4 separate regions of the Mus musculus genome follow, and all the other regions are linked to region 1. Evidence: chromatin loops called from intact Hi-C (ENCODE). Cell type or tissue: gastrocnemius. All regions are shown on one strand. Each heading gives the region's core, and the rest is flanking DNA. Links, peaks and the distances in the headings are about the cores only.

Evidence for each region. Peaks named below come from ENCODE experiments on the same cell type or tissue, not always from the same donor. Only the 100,000 strongest peaks of a DNase experiment are listed, where the experiment ranks them.
Region 2: it touches region 1 in a loop (4-fold over the local background); 4 of 42 quality-filtered maps call a loop at or near these places.
Region 3: a loop joins it to region 1, with 4 times the contacts of the local background. A loop is called at or near these places in 11 of 42 quality-filtered maps.
Region 4: a loop joins it to region 1, with 2.7 times the contacts of the local background. A loop is called at or near these places in 8 of 42 quality-filtered maps.

What each region holds. Positions count from the first base shown.
Region 1 is chr7:132,808,429-132,814,035 of GRCm38, forward strand. Fam53b (family with sequence similarity 53, member B) reads right to left here and starts at 5,420. Exons shown (of 5, transcript NM_001381858.1): 1 at 5,153-5,420. In gastrocnemius, for the core only: a CTCF peak has its summit at 2,703 (motif pointing left); DNase peaks (open chromatin) are centred at 671, 952, 2,101, 2,695 and 5 more places; H3K4me3 peaks cover 4,400 bases; H3K27ac peaks cover 5,000 bases.
Region 2 is chr7:132,991,126-132,996,732 of GRCm38, forward strand. Ctbp2 (C-terminal binding protein 2) reads right to left here. Exons shown (of 9, transcript NM_001170744.1): 4 at 4,034-4,240; 5 at 437-651; 6 at 1-44. Among named protein-coding and RNA genes, the nearest start is that of 4932437C15Rik, 7.5 kb to the right of the region's middle. In gastrocnemius, for the core only: a CTCF peak has its summit at 3,167 (motif pointing right); no DNase peak of the experiment used is centred there; H3K27ac peaks cover 5,000 bases.
Region 3 is chr7:132,670,935-132,676,541 of GRCm38, forward strand. The region is part of intron 6 of Lhpp (phospholysine phosphohistidine inorganic pyrophosphate phosphatase); the gene reads left to right. Among named protein-coding and RNA genes, the nearest start is that of Lhpp, 63 kb to the left of the region's middle. In gastrocnemius, for the core only: CTCF peaks have their summits at 1,835 and 3,202 (motif pointing left); DNase peaks (open chromatin) are centred at 1,411, 1,644 and 3,244; H3K27ac peaks cover 4,563 bases.
Region 4 is chr7:132,572,682-132,578,288 of GRCm38, forward strand. It overlaps Oat (ornithine aminotransferase), which reads right to left and starts at 3,717. Exons shown (of 10, transcript NM_016978.2): 1 at 3,614-3,717. In gastrocnemius, for the core only: CTCF peaks have their summits at 3,267 (motif pointing left) and 3,467; DNase peaks (open chromatin) are centred at 3,294 and 3,729; H3K4me3 peaks cover 2,787 bases; H3K27ac peaks cover 4,238 bases.

The sequences.
Region 1 (5,607 bases), core at 414-5,413:
AAATAAAAATAAAAATAAAAAGCTAGACTTAAAAAAAAAAAAGGCCCACAGGCCTTTTGAAAACCCTTTTAACAATCTCTTGAGTGGAAAAAATGGAATCTGAATAAATGGGGAGGCTGGAGCTGCCAAATTTACTTCCTGTTTCCCCCAGAAGGTCACTGGGAATAATTACATTTTCTTGTGAATCTGTCTTTTGAAAGTTCAAGCAAAACATCTCAGTCCCCCAGCTAGGGCCCCGCCTTTGGGCCTGCAGAAGATAGAATTCAAGAGTTCAATTAAAGAAAAAGAAAAAAACAAGGTGGGGGGGTGGGTGGGCACAGGACAGGGAGAGGCGTGGAGAAACGGGCAGTTAAAAATGTTAAGTTTTGCTGTTGTGCTAACAAGACTAAACAAAATTTATGCTTTGAGATGAAACAGAACCTAGTGCCTCTAGCTTGTGACACTCAAGACTGATAGCAGGGTGGAGGGGAAAAGCAGGCTTTTCAGCCAGCCAGACTCAGCAGCTGCTACTGGCTTCTCTGCCTTCCAGCTGTGTGGCCTTGGACCAGGTATCTGGTTTCTCAGAGCCTCAGTTTCCTCTGTGGAAGTGCGGGCTGCCCGTACTCGAGGAGGCCGGGCTCCACACACCCCTCCCCCGTGAGTCTCAGCCTGCATCTACTGGGCTACAGCCTTGGGGGCAGCATTACACTAGCACTGGGCAAGAATCTGCTTCTTTGTATAGTGCAAGAAGGGAAAGGGTGAGAGGAAGAATCAAATGTCGGCCTGCTACCCGGTCCAGGGGTCAGATGGGCTGTTTACCAACACGACCTGCTGTCGCCGGCCTGAGAGTGACACAGTGGGAAAAGTACTCCCCCCCCCCCCCCCCCCTAGAGATTCAAGGATGACTCTGAGGTTTGCTCTCCTTTCTATGAAGTCCTAGCAAGATCTGGCCACACTGTTCCCATCCCCCAAGCAAAAGGCAGCTTCCCCTCCAGCCCCCACAGCAGGAGAGAGAGACCGGTTAAAAGAGTGGGGGTGCCTGTCACACTTCTCTGTAACCCCTGACGTGATGTGAAAGTCTACAAGGTAGACCCTTTGAAATGCAAACTCTTGCCGAGTCCTTCGAAAGTGTTTTTATTTTCTTGGTTCCCGAGGCTGCCCGCAGACCCACCCAGCAGCGCTTTCCCTCTCAATCAATTGGCATTTAACAACGACGGAGGGGGAGGTGGGGGGAGGACGACCAAGGACATCTCTATTTTTTTTTTTCTTTTTCAGAAAAGCTCAAGTGTCTCCATTCACTTAGGGGTAGGGGACAACCTTGTCCTTGGCTCCAGCCTCCCAGCACCCCTCCAAAACATCCTGCAGCCAAATCTCTCCCACTTTATTCAAAAAGCATTGGTTTCTGCTCAGATCCTCAGAGCATTTTCACAGAGGTTCCCTCTGACCTGGGTTCCTTACGATTAAGACAGACACCATCAAAACCATAACTCCAAACGTGCAAAGGCCAAGCCTTCAGGCCAAACCACGCGCACTAGAGGTCTGCGTTAAGCCAACCCAGTTACCCTAAAACAATGTTGTTTGGCAAGGAACCTTACTTCACCATATGAAGAACCTAGGGAACGGGAGCTGCTTTTGAATATAGACTTTTCAGTGGCATGGCCATTAATCATGTTAATGTAAACTGTACTAAAACAAAAATTTTCTAAGCAAGTCTCAGGGCACATCAGCATATCTAAGCCTCTGGGTTTGTTTCCAAAGTTCACAATCCCAGCAAGCAATGAAGCTGCTGTTAATGGGGTCAGCTATTACTAAGCAGTCCCCAACCCTGGAGAATAATAAAGGTGATTCGAGTGTATAGAGAAAAAAAAATCTTCATAAAGTTGGGCAGGAAACAAACAGAAATTAATCAGAGAAGACTAAGTGCACAAGTTTTGGGAAAAGGTATTCACTGAACAAGTGTGAACACACTCCTCCAGGACAATGTTTATGAAGGAGAGCACTCAGCACTTCTGGCAGGACCCAAGTCCCTGGGCCATTCTGTCTCACACAGTGGAGGGCAGGGCAGCAGCTGGACGGAGAGAGAAGAGGAGGAACAGAGCCCAGCAGAGCTAAGCAGCGCTGAGCCCAGCTAGACCCAGCCATGTGCTTCGCGTTGGCAACAAACTGGCTCTTTTGAGAGAGGAGGAGTCTGACAAAAAGGACAGCTGCAGCAGTCCCGACAGAGAGGCAGTAACCTGGAGAGAGAGCCCTGAGATTGGGGCTATCCCCTAAGTCAAAGCAAAAAACAAACCACCTTTGGGGTTCGCAGAACTACTTAATCTATTAACACCCCCTCCCCTCATCTCAAGAGCAATTAAACAGGGTCTGTCCACATCTGGTTCCCATCTAAAACCAAAACTTGTACTATCAGCATATTACATAACAAATTATGCCTGCAGGTTTCTTTTATTACACATCAGAGAGGTGTGCACAGTGGTGGCGGTTGTGCTGACCTGAGTGTTTACTTCAGTGGGTTTTTTTTTTCCCCTCTTATGGGTACAAACAAGTTTTCCAGACTGTGCATGATTTAACCCTAGAAAGTCTCATGCCTGAATGACACTTCAGCTGGGACAGAGGACCCAGCCCTCAACCCTCAGTGCCAGCTGAAGAGGAGTGGCTGGGAAGGGTGTGCATTTTAAAGAGCTCTGCAGGCACCAGATTGCTCCACAGTGCCCCCTGCTGACAGCATTTAGACACAGCTCTCTCCTGGAGGAGGAGGAGAGCTAGCTTTGGCTGAGCTCCCATCATGGGTCAAGCACCAGCTCAAGGAACTCACTTAAAACAAACCAGCTACTATGGAACTACAGGATGGGGATGCTAGGGGGTACCAACTAACAAGGAGCAAAAGAAAGGTGAGGAGGGAGGGACAGAGGAAGAGAGGGTGGGAGAGAGGGGACGGTTAGGAGAGAGAGAAGGAAAGGGGGTGGGGGAGCAGGTGAGCACCCAGGAAGGGCTTCCTGTAAAATGTCAGTTGAGTGACTCCTCTATGAAGACCTTGAAGTATCTATCTAAAACTCTTTCCATAACATACCTACTACACTGGAAACAAAGGGAGAGAAGCTGATTAGAATCATTATCAACCAAAACAGTGAACTTATCCTGCCTTCAACAACCTTAGAGTCCAAGGTCTGCAGCCAGCCTTTCCAGAATGCTTGCTTTGATGTTAAAATGAACGCACATCACACTCTTGTGGTGTGTGCGGGGGGGGGGGGGGGGGGGGAGGGGTAGGGGGTGGGTAGGCGCAAGTCCTTGACCAGAGCTATTCTGAACTGGTCTCAAGAGCATCTTGTTCCCGATGTGGACACTTGGAAGAAAACCGCAGGCATTCCCCAAGCCTCTTAGATTTCTTGACTACCACAGGGTCCAGAAACTGGATCCGCACACCCCCTGAGTCTACAACTACAGTTACTAACCTTAATACTCAACCCTTCTTTCACTAAAGGGGGCCTATCACCTGGAACAAGTTTTCTGCTAATCTAGCGCACAGCAAAGGGGGAAGGGGAATCTACAGACCTTCAACTCACTGTCAGAACTGTAACTGAGATAAGTCCCTGCTAAGTGGAAAAATTAAAATGAAACCAAAACTTGGTGGCCCAGTCAAGATCGTGAGTTGCACGGGTGCGCAGACTCCATTCTTTCCCCAGAGCCTCAAATCAAGTCATATCGTTCAAAACGGGAGTCCAGGATTCAGCAAGGAGGGCTTCCCCCCTTCCAGGCGTGGGGACTGCTGGGAACACATATGCTAGCATGTCATTTGGAGGTCTGCTAATATGCTGAAGGAGCCCAAGACATTTTGCCTGGCTTCCTGGGCCAACAAACAATGTCATTCCAACTCTTGAAGCAGTCAACAGAAAACAGTCCCTTTCTCCACCGTCCAATAATTCAACAAACATTTGTTCCTGTTGAACCACCACCAGCCTAGCTCCATCTGTACCAACTCCTGCGAGACAAGTACCGAGGCGGCAGAGGCGGCAGCGGCAGCACAAATGGGGCCAGGACCTGAATGCAACCCACGACGGGGGCCACTTTCCCAACACCAGAGTCCCAATTTTACCGTATGGAAAACTCAAGAGTGTGGCCTATAGGAGGCAGAATCCCATTCACCAAATGCTGCAAAGAGCTTTTCTTTGTTCGCCATGGTACTAAGTACAGTACGTGTTAACGAACCCGGCGGTCAGGAGCATCAGGGGGCGTCCAAAGGCGAGGGTCCAGAACAAGCCTGCCCACGCAATTCCAGGCCCTTGTCCCACTCACCCGCAAGCACTGTTCCCCTAGTCTGAGGGTAGAAGAGGAGCTTGTGTATGTGGGGGCGGGAGGGGGGGTCGAGAAAACACTTGGGTCAACTCAAATCACCCTCTTCGGATTCTGGGTTTCCAAGTCTCTTTGGTCCCGGTTCCACCAAGTGAAACCCCTAGCTGGCAACCTGACTCCCACCGGCTAGCAAACCAAGGATTGGCAGAAAGAAAAAAAAAAAAATGTGACTAGGCTAGTATCCTGTGACGGACGGCCCTCTTCGCCATGTGCAAAAACCACGCCGGCACAGGCGACCCCCCACTCCTCAAGCCCTGGCCTCGGCCACGCCGCCTGCTTCCCCCTCCCTAGGCAGAGCGCCCTCTCACCCCCATCGACACCGCGCGGGTCAGTCGTGTAGCCTTGGAGTCGTCCCTGCGCGCCCGCATCCCAGGGGTGGCGGGTGTAAACTTCCGTGAACAAAAGAGTTGTCTGCAAACGATGCGGAACTTCGGGGCTCAGCGCCTTCGCTGCTGCCACAAGCCAGGGCTCAAGTTGAGCCTCAAAGGAGGAGGCTGCTCGGGACGCAGCCGTCTCCGCGGCCGTCCGCTGGGTCGGCGGAGCGCAGACTTTTCGGCAGCGCTAGGTTTGCTCGTCCCCCGCCAGCGCGCTGACAAGTCTCACGCCTGCACCAGGGCGAGCAAGAGTCGGCGCCGGTAGAAACCACCGGATCCGCCGTATAACAAGGAGACAGGGAGAAAGAAAGCCAGCAGCATTAAGGAAGGAAAGAGCGAGCGCAGCGCACGCGAGCCCAACTTCCCCCGCCGCCGCCGCCGCCGGGGAGCTCGCACCGACCCCACTCCGGACCAGCCCCCTGGCGCGGTTGCCCGGCCGGGTCGCTTACTGTGCGCGCCGGACGCGGGCCGTCACTGCAAGCGCTCGCCAAGTCGTCCGGGCTGCACGCCCGCGTCCGCCGTGCGCACGCTCTCCGGCCGGCGCCGAGCGCTTTGTACCGAGCGACTCCCGGGGAGGAGGAAATCGACTTGTCACTTCCTGAACTGTTTGCAACTCGTCCCTTTAACCGACCTCGGCCAGGCCGCCAATGCCCACTGCTGCCGCCGGGCAGCTCGACCGCGGCTGCGTGAACTCGGTGGCGCTGTGCGGGCGGCGTCGCGGCCGGGGCGCCCGGCGTGCCGCTACGAGGTGCAGTGCGCGCAGCCGCCGGTGGGCGGGGAGAGGGGGGGGGGTCCACGGCGCGCCTCCGTCAGTGTGGCCGGGTGTCCAGTGAACCCGCACCACGCACCTCTCACGCCTGGATGCCGGGGCTCAGGGAAGTAGCACCGCACAAGTCAGGATTGA
Region 2 (5,607 bases), core at 177-5,176, 180 kb after region 1:
AGGCCACCTCGGGCTGCATTCACAAGGAATGCACCTTGCCTCATCTGCAGAAGGAAAGAGAAGCTGGCTATATCTTTATCTCATTAGAGTAGCAGGGAGAATCTCTGGAACAGAAGCTTCCGAGACAAAGCTGGGCAAGCTTGGAGCTCTGCGGCTCTGCTGTTTCCCCACCATAGGCAGCAGCAGTTCAGGGGAAGAGGTTGGAAGTCTTGACCGTAAAAGTAGGCCAGAAGTATTCTCTTTCTTGACAGGGCCATAAGGTACAAAATGTTGGAGCTGTGCTTGTCTGCCCGAAGGGGTGAATGGAAGCCAGCTGGGTCCTAAGCTCTATTACTGATTTGTCCCAGGGACACTTCCCTGTAGTCTGCTGTGCCCGTGGCAGGTGCTATTTGACTCTGCAGTGAAGCTAAGAAGAGCTCATTTGCCTTCACATTACCTGCTTGATAGTGAAGTCATTGATGAGGTGATGGTTGTGCTCGTTCAGGTTGCAGTGCAAGGAGACGCAGTCGCTCTGATATAGCAAGTCCTGCAGGGTGTAGACCCTTTGCACGCCCAGAGATCGTTCTATCCCATCCTGTAAGTAGGGGTCATAAAATATGACGCTGAATCCAAAGGCCTTGGCTCGAACAGCAACTGCCTGCCCTGTGCGACCTGTGCAGAGATAGAATGTCCAAGTGAGAAAGAAAGGCCTGCAGATCTTGTATGCTGTCCCCTTTATCCCATGACTGGCCAGAGATTATCATCTTTGCTGGCAAGTGCTACCGAGTTACCATACCAAAGCAGAATGTGTCTCCTCAGACTGTCAAGACGCCACAGGCTTTTTAAAAAAAAGACTTTAAATTATGCTTTATATTTGTACGTGTAAGTGCAGGTACCCAGAGGCCGGGAGGGCATCTGTGCTGGCTAGTCTTATACCAACTTGACATAAGCTAGAGTTATCTGAAGGGAGGAAATCTCAATTGAGAAACTGCCTCCCCAGAGCTAGCATTACAGAGAGATGTAAAGTGCCCAGTATGGATGCTGGGAACAGCACATACCTTAGTTGACTAGCCAACTCCAGCCCCAGAGGATTCTTTTAAATTATTATTTATCATGGGCACTTTCAAACCAATACCCATTTAGAATGTAATGAATGTCACATGTCCTTTCCTCAGGTCCAGACATCACCAATATGTTTCCCTGTCTTGTTCTTTCATTTTTGTTTATATGGCAGCTTTAAGTGGCACTGTCCTTCCTTCTTGTTCTCAGTATGTGAACATCAATGTTTCTGCCCTAAGCTCTGTTGGATTTGTTTCTCTCAGAGAGGTATGAGGGTCAAAGCACCATTGGCCCTAAAGCTTAATAGATTCTGATGTGCAGTTCTAACCTGTAGTCTAGGATACTCCAAATCATAATGGATGTCACATAGTGGGCCACAAAAACCCTCTGAACTCCACAGGGGCCATTCTAGGCTCAAATCCACAGTTGCTCCTTGACAGCACTACCAGTTTTTTGGGTTGAAAATGATGGTTTGACTGGATTTCAACTAGGCAGACTCTAAGGTACATCTTATCTAAAACCCTATTCAACAGAGGCATAGTACTGCATGCCTTTAACTCTAGCGCTCCGGAAGCAGAGGCAGGTAAATCTCTGTGAGTTCGAGGCCAGCCTGGTCTACAGAGTGAGTTTCAAGACGGTCAGAGCTAGCTACACAGTGAGAGACCCTATCTCAAAAGTCAACAAAAACAAACAAACGCCCCCCCCCCACAACAGTAACAACAAAACTACCCAACAACAAGCCCCACCCTCAAACAACAACAAGACTATTCAAAGACGTGAGCAGGGCAGTGTTGATGGTTTAGTGGGTAAAGTCCCGGCTGCCAGGTCTGACAACCCACACTGCAGAAGGGGAACCAACTCTGCTTGTTCTCTGACCCCCGAGCAAACCCTGGCAGGTGTACACCCACATATACTGGCTTTGAAAATGATAGGAAGATGCGTATTTCCCAACAGCCAGCAGCTGACAGTTAATCTGGTTGGTAGTCCCGCCCGCCCCCCAACAAAGGACTAATAAGGTCACTCTGACAGAGAGGGACAGCTGCAGTGACAACGTCATCTCTCTTGGAAGACACAGCTGACCAGGAGCTGGACTAGCCACACTGCAGTGTGTGGCAATGGAGCAAGCAGGATTGGACAGTGGAAGGTGGCAGAAGTGTGGCAGAGTCAGGGACTCAGTGATATCCCTGAAACATGGGATTGAGGACCCCACCATGTGGTCCATGCCCAAGAGGATAACGATTCCTTCTTGTAACTGTGTGCTACACGGTGGCCTGAGGCCTTTGTAGGTCCAGTACCTCAGGAGGTGGCAGGAGCCCAGATCACCAAGACAGATCTAAACACCCTGTATTGACAGTGCCATTCTCAGTGGAGATGTCTCATCGCCTCCCACACAGGTTTTCACTGCCCTCTAAGCTGACCCAGAGAGCTTCTGTCTAAAGCACTGTCAAAAATCACAGACCCTGTAGATGAAAACCTAAGGGCACAGGCCATATTAAGACAGAACCCTTTTATTTGGCAGTACATAAATAGTTAAATGTGGGCCCTGGATAAAGGTGGCATGATGAGAAGTATTCTAGTTTTTAATAAAGCACATTTTTAAAAAAATGCCATAATGGTACCTAAAGCCCTGTGTGCCAAATTAAAAACAAAATCAAATCCGGATAGGCAAATACCTAGACAATTTTTATAAATATGGTACGAAGCCTGAGAGACCTCTGCTCAGGTCTGTTGCAGGTTCACTTGAGGCTCTCCTGTTGTTATCAGCAGAGCTAAGAGGATGCTCTTGGTCCACACCAGGGGCTCTAATGAGGAGCCAGCTAATAGCCTTCTTCCTATCTGTCCTCTACAGCTCAGGGGGTCAGATCTGTGCAGAGAGCCAGGGAGACTGCAGCAGCCATGAGTGTAGAGGAGCTAAGCAAGGGAGCTTAGGAAAAGCTGAAAGACCCCACCCACCTGAAGGCTCTAGAATACGGAGAGCTTCCCACCAGTTGGCTGGCTGCTCAGAGCTGCCCACAGGTTCTACAGCCTCACCAGAGACCATACATCCCAAGCCACAAGAAGGGCTTCCAAAACTTGATGAGCACTTTAGAGTCACAGGAAGCACACTAGGATACCAGCAGAGGGTGCTGCGGTGTTCACCCATGGTACCTGCATTTCTGAAGGCGTGTGAAACCTCACAGAACCTTACTCAGCACCTGATCACTTGAACTCGGACCCCGACTGCTCCAGAGGCCAGGGAGTCATGCGCTGGAGAAAGATGAGTAGCCCTGCAGCCAACTGTCCCTCTTTTCACGCTGCCTCTCAGAAGCCGAGACCCTCACCTGGCTCTGAGCTAAATAAAGGTGATGCAAACTGGAAATGTTTTCTGAAAGCCAGAATTGAACTATCCCATGTTACACTTGGGTCTCAAAAGAGGTAGCAACCATATATCCCCTGCTGCCACCTCTAGTTACAGAGCCAGAAATGGAGGCAGTGAAGCCAAATAATTCCCTGCTTGTTACACAGTAGGTGAGTGGCAGCAGCCAGCTAGGGGACCTATTTCAGCCCACACTTGCCTGCTTCCCTGGTCCCCCCTACTGCACTTGCTGATATTGCCAGGGCCTCTGCTCAACTATCTCCATGGCAACAACCAGGTCCAGAAAGACCATGCCTTGTCCCATCCTCACAAGAGATTTCCAAGACCGTGGCCTGGCATTACCCTCAGGCTTGAATCTTTAAGTGGCTTCATGTTACTGCTGCAGGGTGCCATCTGCATTCAGTAGCCTTCAGGACCCATGGGCCCAGGTTGCTATACAAACACACAGCTAACCCATTATCCTCTGCCCCAGGGAGGTTTACCAAGCACGCCCCTTTTCCAGTGACAGCAGAGGGTACACTCGTGCTGCATCCCTGATCGGCCACATAGAAACATTCTTGTAGAACAGGCTCGGATCATATCTCTGAGCAAGTTGACCCTTTACCTCCCCACACAGTAGACCTCTCAAGGGGCACATACCAAAGCCAATGAGGCCCAGTGTTTCCCCTCGGATCCGAGCAGCTCCTGAGGCGACCTCACGGATCTGTTCCACACTCTGTACTCGAGTGCCTTCTCGGAGGGCCTGGTAGAGCCATGTGTTCCGCCGATACAGATTGAGAATGTGGCAGACTGTCGAATCTGCTGTCTCCTCCACTGCAGCAGATGGGATGTTGCACACAGCGATCCCTGAAAGGGCAATGGCCAGGCACAGAGGTGAGCGACGACCCTGGATCCCTAAGCACCCTACTTAGAAATGGAGGACCACTCCAGTGTATTCAGCAGACTTGTTTCTGAAGCTCAGCAGATCTCGACACTCCACCCAAAGGTTCTTCAGCCTCAGCTTTACCTGGGCAGGATTCAGAGTGGAGGGCCAGAAGCCCAGACCTTTTCCAGAGCTATATTGGTCAAGGAGACAGTTTGAACCTTATGCACTCTTAATGAAAAGACCACACCACCACTCACTAATCACTGTTTGCAAACATAGCTCAGGCCAAGCATGGCAATACACCAACTCTGAAGGCCAGAGGCAGGAGGATCTTGATTTTAAAGCTATCCACATTCCTAAAGCTTGTGGCTGATAGAAGACAGGAGGCCACTGGGGGAACTAACTGCCTAATGGGCCTGAGGACACCTGAGGTGGATTGCTCATTCCTCAGAAGTAACCCAAGTCCCCAGGAGATGTCTGGACACTCCCTTCTTGGGCAGAGGGCATTTTGAGGAAATGGGTAGCTCTCCTGGCCACTCTTTAGGGCAAGGTCTAGATGTCCTGTGGACAGCCTAGTAAACAGAAGAAAGCAGAGGCCCTGACTGCTCACACGTAACCTTTCTAAGCAGTGGCACAGGCAACGTGGCTATCCTGTTGCTCAGGACAAATGGCTTCCTCTTGACCTACAGATGGTATCTGGGCACCTACTTTCAGGGTGGCCTTGGGTTCTGATAGTGTTAAGACTGAGGGCTAGAACTGAAATCATAAGACAGGAAAGCGATGAACAGTTCCCTAACGCTCTTTAGCAGCAGTGGCATGTCTCATCCTGTTACCATGGCTGCCCTGGCTCCAGGGCTCGATGAGTGACTCCCTCAGAAGAACAGACAGCTCAGAGTGAGGCAAGGCACCCTGAGCAGGTCACCCTGGCTGCCTGGCTGCAGAGGACATCTCTGGACCACAGGCATTTGCTAAGGGACCTTGATAATGGGTACTATTGCTCTTATGAGGTGAGGGGCGGTAAACCTGCGTTAGCAGAGGGGTCTCATGCATGAGCACAGACCTCAGGCATTGTGAGGCAGTGCTGTTAGACTGGAAGGGCAGAAGCACACCCAAAAAACCTTGGGCACTAACGCCAATCTTCAGTCCTCTAAGGAAAAGCCCAGTGGAAGGTAAGTCAGACTGTGCTGTGTTGTCCAGCTGTGGCTCAGTGCTGCCCTCAGCTGACTAATGACAACCAGTGCTGCAGGTGCCCATGTGATAAAGGCAATGGTTGAGAGTGGAACACACAGAAGGAGAGCAAGGAAGGATGTCTGCTCAACCCAACCCACAAGGCGCTCAATGTAGCTTC
Region 3 (5,607 bases), core at 226-5,225, 140 kb before region 1:
TAGCCAAGTGGGATCTGGGTGCACCTGCTAGGATGTGTGCTCGCTGACTCCAGCTGCACCGTGTCCTCTAGTCCCTTCACTGTGGGTTCCAGGCTTCAATCCAGGGACCTGGCTAGCTTCCCTAGGGCCCACACCCTTCCAGCCAGGCCATAACCCAAGCGGTATTGATAGAATGGCCACCCACCAAGTCAGCAGTGAGGCCAGTAGGGAGGAGGCCTAAGAGAAGGGTACTAGGCTGGAACTATTTCATGCAGCCTATGATTGGATCCTGGAGGACGCTCTCAGCAGCTCTGCAGTGGCCCATGAACCTGAAAGGCTGCTTCTTAGAGCACTAGCAATCGTTGTCCCCTGCACTGTCCTCAAGGGCACCTGTTTAGGATATGCAGTGCCAGCTCTGGATTTCACAGTGGGTACCATGTGTCAGTCTCATCCATGACAACCTAGCACATAAATATGAGAAGCTTCCAGACCCTTAGGCCAACATGAAGCCCGTCTTTGCATGCCTGCATCCAGTCATGATGAACCTTAGAGTACACGTTACTGAGACCCTTTGTGCCGAGCACCAGGTCAACCTAGTTAAGGCTGATAACAAGAAACTAAAGAGATGGACCTCTGTGAATCGGAGCCAAAGGGGACATCTTGTAAAGCAGTTGGTTGCAGTTGTGTCGTGGTAAAGCACTGTGGCAGCGACTCTCAGTCTAAGATGTCATCAAAGAGAATGTCAAATGCAAGAAAGGAACAAATAAAAAACATGACTCAAAAAAAAAAAAAATCAACTACATAGAGGCTGGAGAGATGGCTCAGTGGTTAAGAGCACTGACTGCTCTTTGGTCCTGAATTCAATTCCCAGCAACTACATGGTGACTCACAACCATCTCTAATGGGATCAGATGGCCTCTTCTGGCCTGTCTGAAGACAGCGGCTGTGTCCTCATACACATAAAATAAATAAAAATAAATCTCAGAAAAGAAAACCAGCTACATAAACAAAGACGCCCTGTGAAGAATCCTGGTGATCATGGAGGTGCTTCCACCCCAGTGAGGTCAGCACGCTGGCTTTGACAGCGAGATGCTGCTGTTAGGGCGAATTGAGTAACTTAGATTTCTTACAACTCTGGGTGAATCTACACATACCTTGGGAAGTTTACTGACAGTGTATCAAGAAAGAAAATAACCCTTGCATGTAGCATACTAAGGAGATGGCTTCAGTGACCCAACGTAGATGCTAACAATGGGCCTTGAACACATGTTACATGGGGAGGGAGTTTCAGAGTTGCAGAGGTAGGGGCTTGGAGTCAGCCAGCTGTCTGTCTGTCTGTCTGTCTGTCTGTCTGTACATGGGTGTCAGCATCCTTCATGCAGGCATTTGTGGAGTATCTGCTAGGGGTGAATGCTGGACACACGCCCTGCTTCCCCAGTGGGAGGTGGCAGGGTATGGAGTGATTCTGGGCTGGGAGGTATGCCCAGCTGTGGAATCGGAGAGAGTTTTCTTCCTGTTTCTAAATTCCAAAGTTTGGTAGAGTTACATTATTGTTTATTAAGGAAAAGGTTGGATATTGAAAAAGGAAGCCACCTGGTCGATCTCATGTGGCCTGGGAAGCCATTTGGCAGCTGCTCTGGGCTGGAAGGCCTGACCTGCCAAGCTGTGAGAGAACTCGTGACTGGTGCAACTGTTGTGCTGCTGGGCTCTGCCCTGACTTCCCCTGACACGCCCTGTTCCAGCCTGCACTCCCATCAGGCACCAGACCAGAGAGCACTTGAGTGAAGCCACAGCTGTCATAGAAGACAGTGCTGGTTCCACAGCAGTGCCGTCACCCTGTGGTGTGGCTTGTGCCCTGCACCACACGTCTCTAGTGCCCTGTACTGTGCTCCATAAGCATCAGTGAGACCCATCTGAGGCTATGAAGAGACTTCCTCCCTGCCACCCTCGCTCTCCTTCTCTTGGCTTGTAGCATGCCAAGAAACCGTGTGGGTGGGGAGTTTCAGGTTTACAGTACCTTTTGGCTACACTGGAGGGTTTTGCCTGTCTGCCCACTTGTTCTACATCTGCCTACAGAAGTGAGAGCCATCTTCCCTTGCCATCCTTCAGTGGGAGTCTATAAAAGAGTGAAGACCCTTGGGCCAGTGAGATGGCTCATTTACTAGAGGGGCTTGCTGCCAAGCCTGCCAACCTGAATTATAAATTCCTGGGATCTTCATGGTAGAAAGAGAGAAGCATTTTTGTTTTTAAAATCTGTCCTCTGACCTCCACACACACCCTTGGCATGGGTTCTATGACATATGTATCATCCAATAAATTAAAAAAAAGTTTCAGGTATTTTTTAAATTAAAATATAATTACATCATTTTCTTCCTCCCCTTTCCTTCTTCCACCCCTGCTCTTCTCACCTCCCAATCTCTCAAATTCATGACCCCCCTTTTTTTAAAGAGAGAAAGAAAGAAAGAAAGGAAGGAAGGAAGAAAGAAAGAAAGAAAGAAAGAAAGAAAGAAAGAAAGAAAATGTTTGTAAAAAGAATATAGGCATCTATGCACAAGCTGTAATCTCCCAAATACAACCACCAGTGTGTCTCTGCTGCAAGATTTATTTATTTATTTATTTATTTATTTATTTATTTATTTATTTACTTACTTACCTACTTACTTATTTGGGTTTCTCTGTGTATCCCTGGCTGTCCTGGAACTCACTCTGTAGACCAGGCTGGCCTTGAACTCAGAAATCTGCCTGCCTCTGCCTCCCAAGTGCTGGGATTAAAGGCGTTGCAGGCTCTGCTGCAGGTTTTATTTAGGGTTATGGTTTAGTTCCCAGCACTATTTTAAAGTCTGTATCTAGATATCCAGGCTATCACTCAGATCTTGTGTCCTTTGGGGTCTGGTTGCCAGGTTTGATGATGGGCACCTCTAATCCCAGTGCTGAAGAGGCAGTGGGCTACATGGCAACCCCAACAGTAACAAGGAAGCAAGAAGGGAGGGGTGGGGCGAGAACTTGCTGGCACATCCAGGTAGAAGCATCCCATTCATTGTCTCAGGACAGTGACCTTGCTGAAGGTCAGGCGGCAGCTAAGGAGGATGGCTGACAGAGCCAGGACCAAGGCTGCTGACTTCCAGCTGCAGCCGACATGATCTGGTTACAAGAGTGAAGGAGAGAAACCTTTCTGCCTTCAGGAGCCAAGAAAACCAAGGCAACAAAGGCGAGGGCGACCTCTGCTGTCCTCGGAGGGCCTCGGTTACCAGGCTCGGAGGCCCATCCTGTCCCTGGGTGGCCTGGAACTCCAGCCTTGGCAGCTGTGCAGTGTTTGTTATGGGCAGTTACCATGCCACCCTCTGGTATCTCAGCGAGAGAGGCCCAGGGACAGGTGTGGCTGAGCACAGAGATTCCCAGTCTGCCCTAGCCCCCAGACGCACCTTCTCCTCTTACCCCAAGGGGACAGAGCCTCGAGATGACTATGGTATTGAATAGTCTCTAGTTCTTGGCACCTTCTCTCTGCCAGCAGTCTGCTTAGAATGGCTGGGTCCCAGAAGGAACTTATACTCAGTAGGGGTTATCCTTGCCTCCCAGAGACACAAGCCACTTTCCTGTCCGCCAGAGGCCATTAAGCTAGAGAGCAGGAAGGTCATTCCTGCTTCTGTTTGTCCTTGGTGATCTAAGCAGCGTGTGGATGACGGTTGTAGGCCTGAGGGTATTGGGAGCGGCTTGGTAGTACTGTTCATTTTCCTGTGTCCTCGGAGTCATGGTTCATTCACAGCTTGGAACATCCACCATGGAAACGTTTATACCGTGAAAACCAGCTAGTGTGTCAGAGCAGGGGCCCCATCTACAGGAACAATTCACGCCTGCCTAGTCAGGTCTTCTGTGCAGGGTTGATAGGACAACGCCTGCAGAACTCAGGTGTTTGAGGTGGGCAGTTAGCTCTTCTCTCGTATGAAGGAGGCAGAGTCTGGTGAGCAGCTATCAAGAGGTCTGCTTAGAGTTCACTGTAACCATACTGACTCTTTCCACTGTATTTCCCCATACGGGTCGAGAGCAGGGTCCTGCTCCATTTCTTTACTGTAGGCACAGGCCTAGAAAAATGTACCCCAGTAGGCATCCAGAGCCTGCATCCATCCAGCTCTCCTTCAGATGGTGCCAGCCAGATGCTGGAACCCCCAGCCCCAGGCAGAGCTCTCTGTCGTCCTTGTGTCCCAGGCCCCTGCCAAGAGCAGTGTGGGTGAGGATGAGGGCATTTCTCTGGGACTCTGGAAACACAGAGCTGGGGTTTGTGCCTTGGTGCCCCCGGAAGGTGTGGTCCCTTGTAGCTCCGCTTCTGTCCACCCCTGCCTCTTGCCCCATCCTCTGATGTTGTGATTGTATTTGAATTGATTGTCCCTAAAGAGGACTTCAAGATCCCAGGGGACTTAGTCCTTCCTTGACTGCTCTGTAGCCACAGGCCCGGGTTTACCCAAGGTAAGGATTGCTAAGTAAGAGAGACAGTGCAACCCAGGTGATGCCTGCAGCTCTCAGACTAGCCAAAGGACTCTGGCCATCCAATCCCAGCTAGCCTTCAGCTCTCCTCTCCTGGCTTGAGGCTCCTCCATTTATACATGGGCATATACATGGGAAGGGAACAGAAAATACAAACCTAATTCTTGGCCTGACACCCAGCCTAGAACAATGCTTGTAAATGCCTAGTGTCATGGCCTCCGGGGTCACTGGTGTCTCCAGCTGATCGTAATCCACCGCTCCAGTTTGACAGTGGACAGAACTATTGACAAAGGACACTTGACCTCTTACATTGCTGACTGTCACTTAGGACCTCTGCTAAGCTGAAGTGTTATTCACAACATACATGATCACGTGTCTACACATGCATCCATATAATACACAAGCAGACATTTAGGCATGCACTTCTGTAAGTGCACAGATGTAGTGCTCACATGCCCACACCCATGTACAAGCAGCTATTGGATGTTATTAGCTTTGATGCACATGTTAAGTAGATGCATTTCTTCTTTAAATTATCTTCACTAAAAAGCAAGTGTCATAAGGATACCGTCTGCCTTCTGCCTTCCTTCCAGACAGGATGCTACTGGGTGGCCCTGACTGAATTGCAACTCTGTCCTCAGTCTCCCTAGTGCTATCTGTAGATGTAAGCCACCTCGCCTGGCTCTAGTTGGTATATCTTGACAGAGCAAGACACATCCCTGTAACCAGCCCCCTATGAAGAAACAGGATGTGTCCAGCTTACACAAGACCCCTGCCTCTCTCTGGGGTAACTACTTTCCTATACTTTTTCCACAGGGAGCACTGCATTATGGGTAATTTGGGGTCTGGAGTTTTTGTTGTTGTTTGTTTTGTTGTTTTTGTATTTTGTTTATTTGTTTATTTATTTTTGGTTTTTCAAGACAGGGTTTCTCTGTATAGCCCTGGCTGTCCTGGAACTCACTTTGTAGACCAGGCTGGCCTCAAACTCAGAAATCTGCCTGCCTCTGCCTCCCAAGTGCTGGGATTAAAGGCGTGCGCCATCACGCCTGGCTTGTTGTTTTGTTGTTATTCAGCAGAGTATCTCTGTTTTAGCTCTGGTTGTCCTGGAACTCACTCTGTAGAACAAGCTGGCCTTGAACTCACAGAGCT
Region 4 (5,607 bases), core at 328-5,327, 240 kb before region 1:
AAAAAAAAAAAAAAACAAACAAACAAACAAAAACAAAAAACTGGTTATTGAAAAAAATCCTAAAAATGCTTTTAATGGTGTATTTTTACAGGCTGCAATAGGACAGCAAGTGACTGTAGCCATGGGTTACGGGGTGGGGAAGGAGGGGGCAGTGGCTAAGACAGGAGGGTTTCCAGTCCAAGGCTACATTCAGCTGACTCAAAACAAAATAAAGAGTGCAATGGGAAAGAATCTAAAAGGTTATCTGAACTCGACTTATCTCAACTTACACTGAGTTACCTCCTCAGCTAGAATCTCTTTATCTGCTGGGTCCTCTCAATTTCATGTAGAATGTTCAGTAGCGTAACAAGAAACATTCAAAATATGAGTAATACTCTGGATATTCAACTTAACTGGAAAAGGCTACAAGTTGCACAGACCATGACAGAGCAGAATCTAGTACACACTTTTCTATTAAAGAGCCTCTGTGTTCAAGTTACTGAGCTTGGTACTGTATGAGAAATATTAGAACAAAATTAAAGAAGGCTTTAAAACAGCCACCAACAATCTTCTCCTTCACAGGGGCTCTGGAAATGGTAGAAGTGTGATAGAAAATCCACAGCACTGCACAATTCAGATTTAAATTCAGTGTGCAGCTCTGCGTGAATGTGTCACTCTTTCTGAACTTCGATGGGGTCTTGAGGAGCCCATGTGAAAGCCTCTGGTTTAGCACAAAGGAGCTATTCATTACACTCTCTTCTGCTCTAAGGTCATAGGAACACTAGCCAAGTTCCACAGCTTTCAAACAACACGGCCAGGGTCTTCAAACTGGATCGTTTTTCATTAAAAAATAAAAATGAGATCCTCGGGGACTAAGGATCAGTTGGTAAGTTCTTGCCTAATAGATTCGAAGCCTTGGAGTCCATCTCCAGTACCAAATAAACTAGAGAAGCAGAGGCAGGAGGATCAGGAGCCTAAGGCTATTCTCAGATACCCAAGAAGTTAGAGGTGGTCAAGCAAGCCTTTAATCCCAACACTCTAGAGAGGCAGAGGCAGATGGACCTCTAGGAGTTTGAGGCCAACCTGGTCTACATAGTCCCAGCTCAGCCAGGGCTATAAAGAGAGACCTTGCCTTAATATTAAAATAAAATAAAATAAATAGCAGTCAGACAAGAAAATTACCTACTTAAGAGATTACCATTAACTACCAATTTTCTTCTGTGCATAAATACTATATAGATAATTTTTTCCACCTTCTCCCTTTGAATTTACAACGAAAGTCCCTCCTAAACACTTTAGGACATTAAGAACATTGCAGACTTTTATCACAGATCCTAACACTTCAGGCACTTGTTTTCAAGCAGTCCCCACTGTGAACTTAAGCTTGTAAAAAAGGAAAAGTCAACCCTGTCTCAAAAATCCCCTCCCCTGGGTACCTGGGTACCCACCTGCTGCTGGTATTCTCTTGTCTGGCAGGTGAAGAAGAGCCTTCCTGAACACACAACTCCTGAGGGAGGCAAGGTAGCAACCAGACAAGCCAGGTAACCAGGTCACCCATCCTGCATCAAAATAACTCAGCTCTGAGAGGCTACTTCTCTGTCCTCCTATGGAAACTCATCTTTTCATCAAGGGTTCAGAGTTGATGCCAGTTTGGTCTACAAAGTGAGTCTGGGACAGCCAGAGCTACCCAGAGGAACCCTGTCTCGAGAAACCAAAGATGATTGATAGATAGATATATAGATTATTCCTATTTATTATCTATCTGCTATTTATATTTAGCAGATATAAGAGCCCAAACATAAGAACTAACGACAGGCCGAGCATGTTGAACACCTATGTTTAATTTCAGGCCACCATTATTCCCTTCCCCATTAGCTCACAGGAATATCTCCACAGTACAGTCTCCATTAAGGGCTGCATTTGGAAGAATTTGTTTAGTCTGCCTTATTAAATAACCTTTCCTTAAATTGCTCTAAAAGAAACAGCAGGGTAAAGTCATCCAAAAGCCATTGAAAATCTTCAGCTTGAGAAGTAAATTTGGTTTGGCGCTTGTTAAATATTTACTTTTCTGAGGTAACCATTCACAAATGCAGCCCTTAATTTTTTTTTCTTTTTTTTGGAAGGTCTGTCAACATAAGCTTTGTTTTATGTAACCAATATTCTGGCTAAAATTCACCTCAAGTGCGTCACTGGCAAACAACTAAAGTAACACTACTGGGAAAGGATTGAACCAACTACACCGCACCCTCCACACACCTCCACATCACTACCCATTCATTACTATTTTTAAAAGTATACAGTTTGGGGGCTGGGGAGAAGGCTCGGTGGTTAAGAGCACCGACTGCTCTTCTGAAGGTCCTGAGTTCAAATCCCAGCAACCACATGGGGGCTCACAACCATCCATAATGAAATCTGATGCCCTCTTCTGGAGTGTCTGAAGACAGCTACAGTGTACTTACGTATAATAAATAAATAAATCTAAAAAAAAAAAAAAGTATACAGGTATACAGTTTGGCTCATCCTCAAGAACTCTGCAAAGAGCATAAAATACATATCCATATAACCATAGTAAAAGTAGACCGGAAGGTAAATAGATGAGACAGGAAAAAATACCTTTTAAAATATGTACTAATTAAAGTTTTAGGGGCTGGAAAGATGGCTCAGCAGTTAAGATCACCTACTATGCTTGCAGAAGACCAGAGTTTGGTTCCTAACACCCACATTACATGGCACAACTATCAAGAACTGCTCCAGGGGTATCGAATCCCTCTGGCCTCGGATGGCGCATTCATTCCTGATCACACACATACAATTTAAAGTACAGTTACAAGTTACATAAAATTAATTTACCTACAGACACTAACAAGTTTGATCAAGAAAATTTAGGGTGGAGAAATCAGAGGTTATTCAAGTAGCAAAGCCACTTCATTCCAAAACCACTCCTCCCTTAATATATCTTGACACATCTACAAGGTAAATGTACTCCCGGGCATTGCTGTAGGCCTGAGGCAAGATTTGCTGGCAGCAAGAGCTCCCCACAATTAGACTGGAATTTACTGAGGTTCAACATAGCTTGTCAAAGGCCTAAGGAGGGGGCTCTTCGTGCAGAGAGCCCTGTGGGCCAATCCTTAGCCACCATCTCATCACAGAGTGCACGTCACTTCCTCAATCCTCTTATTTGGTTTAGGACTGAAGAGAAGTGGGGATTGGGGAGGGATGGGTATGATCTGCCACGAGACGTAAAAGCTGCCCAAGGAGCTCGGACTTGGTCCGCATCAGCGCCCCCTCCCGGTGACGCGACCACAAGTTCGCAGTTCTGTCCCCAGGGATCGGGTCCTTCCCTCCTCTTCCCACCCCCACCCCCCACCCACCCCCCGCCAAGCTGCTCGTGGTGCCCCGCGCCCTCAACGCCGCCTTTTCAAAGTCGAGACCTCCAAGGCCCCAGTCCCCTTAGCCGAGTCCCCCGGGGACAGTGAGCCCAAGCCGTGCCCCGCCCGTCCTCACGCCGAGCCCGCCCCACCCCGGGCCTGCGTGGCGCCCTAGACCCGGAGATTCCAGTGTTGCCCCGGCGGAGACTCCAGAACACCGAGTGGGCCCTAGTCGCTCTGGCCCAGCCCCGGCGCGTACGTCGTACCTGACAGCGTCCGCTAAGCGACACTGACTGTACTTCAGCCACGAAGCGCGATGTGGCTGCCCGGCGCGTCAGGTCGTTTAAGACGACGTGTCTGTCCCGCCCCCGCCCGTTCTCTCAGTTCATTGGTTAAGGCGGAGGGCCGCACACCAATCACAAGAGGCTCACTCTCGCCCCACCCACCCGGCCTTGAGCCTCCGGGCGCCAAGTTCTGCTGCCTTCCCCAAGTGCGCAGTCTGCTTTTGTGCCTGTGGCGCTTGAGCTCTGCACTGAACTTGGAGCAGTTCGCTTTCTTTTACCCGAAGGGGAACGGAGGCCCGAAGGAATGGTGGCCTCTCACTGCGTTTCTCTAGCCCAGGGACCTTCCAAAACCTTTCCTGAAAGAGCCTGTTGGGAGCAACATCATATCTTAAATGCTGAAACCACATGACCTTGAACCCTCACGTACCAAAATGACAAAACAGATTACTGATGCTTCTAGTATCATCTCTGCAGCTGTAAAACGCCGCCCGGATGTTATTAACTGTTGTTATAAGTGGTTGGAAATGACAGCTACGCAGTATAGACTTGCCTGCACTCCCTCCACTACCATGGTTAAAACTCAAACCGGAAAAGGATATTGCAGGATAAACACAATCAGAAGGTGCTTAGGTATCATTTTTGTCTATAACGCTCGTTATAAATCAGAAAATATGAAGAGAATAGAAGAGTTATCCAATCCTGTACCAAAAGCTGTAGACCACAGAGGGCCAGTGATTCACTACCTTACACTTCAGGGTCAGGCAGAAAGATTTCACACTCCAGTTTGGAAAGAATGTGTGTGAATAAGAAAGCACAAGGATGGAGGGACTGGCACACCAGGGAGAGCCACTGTCAGTCCACGTATCCAGGGCTAGATGTGGGGTTTCTAGAACCCCAAAGAGAGAGGAGTTTGAGGAAAGACTACTTGGAGGGAGCCAGGAGCCTAAGGAGTCTGTTAAGACTGGTGGTAGTAGTGGTGGTGGTGCACACCTTTAATCCCAGGACTCAGGAGGCAGAGGCAGGTGGATCTCTATGAGTTCTAGGCCAGCCTGGTCTACAGAGAGAGTTCCAGGGCAGCCAGAGGTACAGAGAGAAACCCTGACTTGAGAAAACAAGAGAAAAGACAATCCCCACAAACTAGCCTCCCTAGACACAGAGCAAGATCAGAAAGAGGAGGAAAAGAAAGTGGGATGGGAAAGAGCAGAGGAAATGGTTCAGTAGGTAAAGTGATTGTTGGGCAAGCATAAAGAGACCAGAGTTCAGGTCCCCAGAGCCTACATAAACGCTGAGTGGGCATCGAGACCCATCTGAAATCCCAGCGTTCAGGGAGGTAGAGACAGGACAATTCCTAGAGCTCTGGGTTCAAGTGAGAAACCCAGGCTCAATTAAATATATTTAAATACGTAGGAATCAATCATGGAAGACACCAGACCTTGTGTACCCACACTCATGCAAACACTGGTACACAAACACACCAGACACATGTAAAGACAAACAAAAGAAGACCCAGGTAGAGAGACAAATAGAAGACATTCAACAGCCATAGCAGGGAATGTCTTAGTTGACCTGGTCAGTAGGGGCAAGAAAGTAGTGTGGGCTCAGAGATAGAGCAGTGAATCCAATATCCTCAGGAGCACTGAGCAAGCCTACTGGGCTCATCCTATCCTTGGCTAAGGTCATTTGCCCAGATCATTACTTCATTACTATAATGACCATTAATTACCCTCTAAGGCTCATTATTATGAGTGGATAACTTTATCTTTTTCATTTTTATTCCTTTCATACCACCTACTTCAGTATGATCAACCTCTTGGGGGTTTGACCCTTCCTCCCCTGGGGTCAGAAAGGAACTGCTTCTTTGTGATTCTGCTCTGTAAGCCAGGACAAATGGGTAAAGCCAGGGCCATCTTGTTATGCCTTGGCAAGCAGGAGCAGCTGAGCTCATCAGGAGAACTAAGGGTAACATCAAAACATGT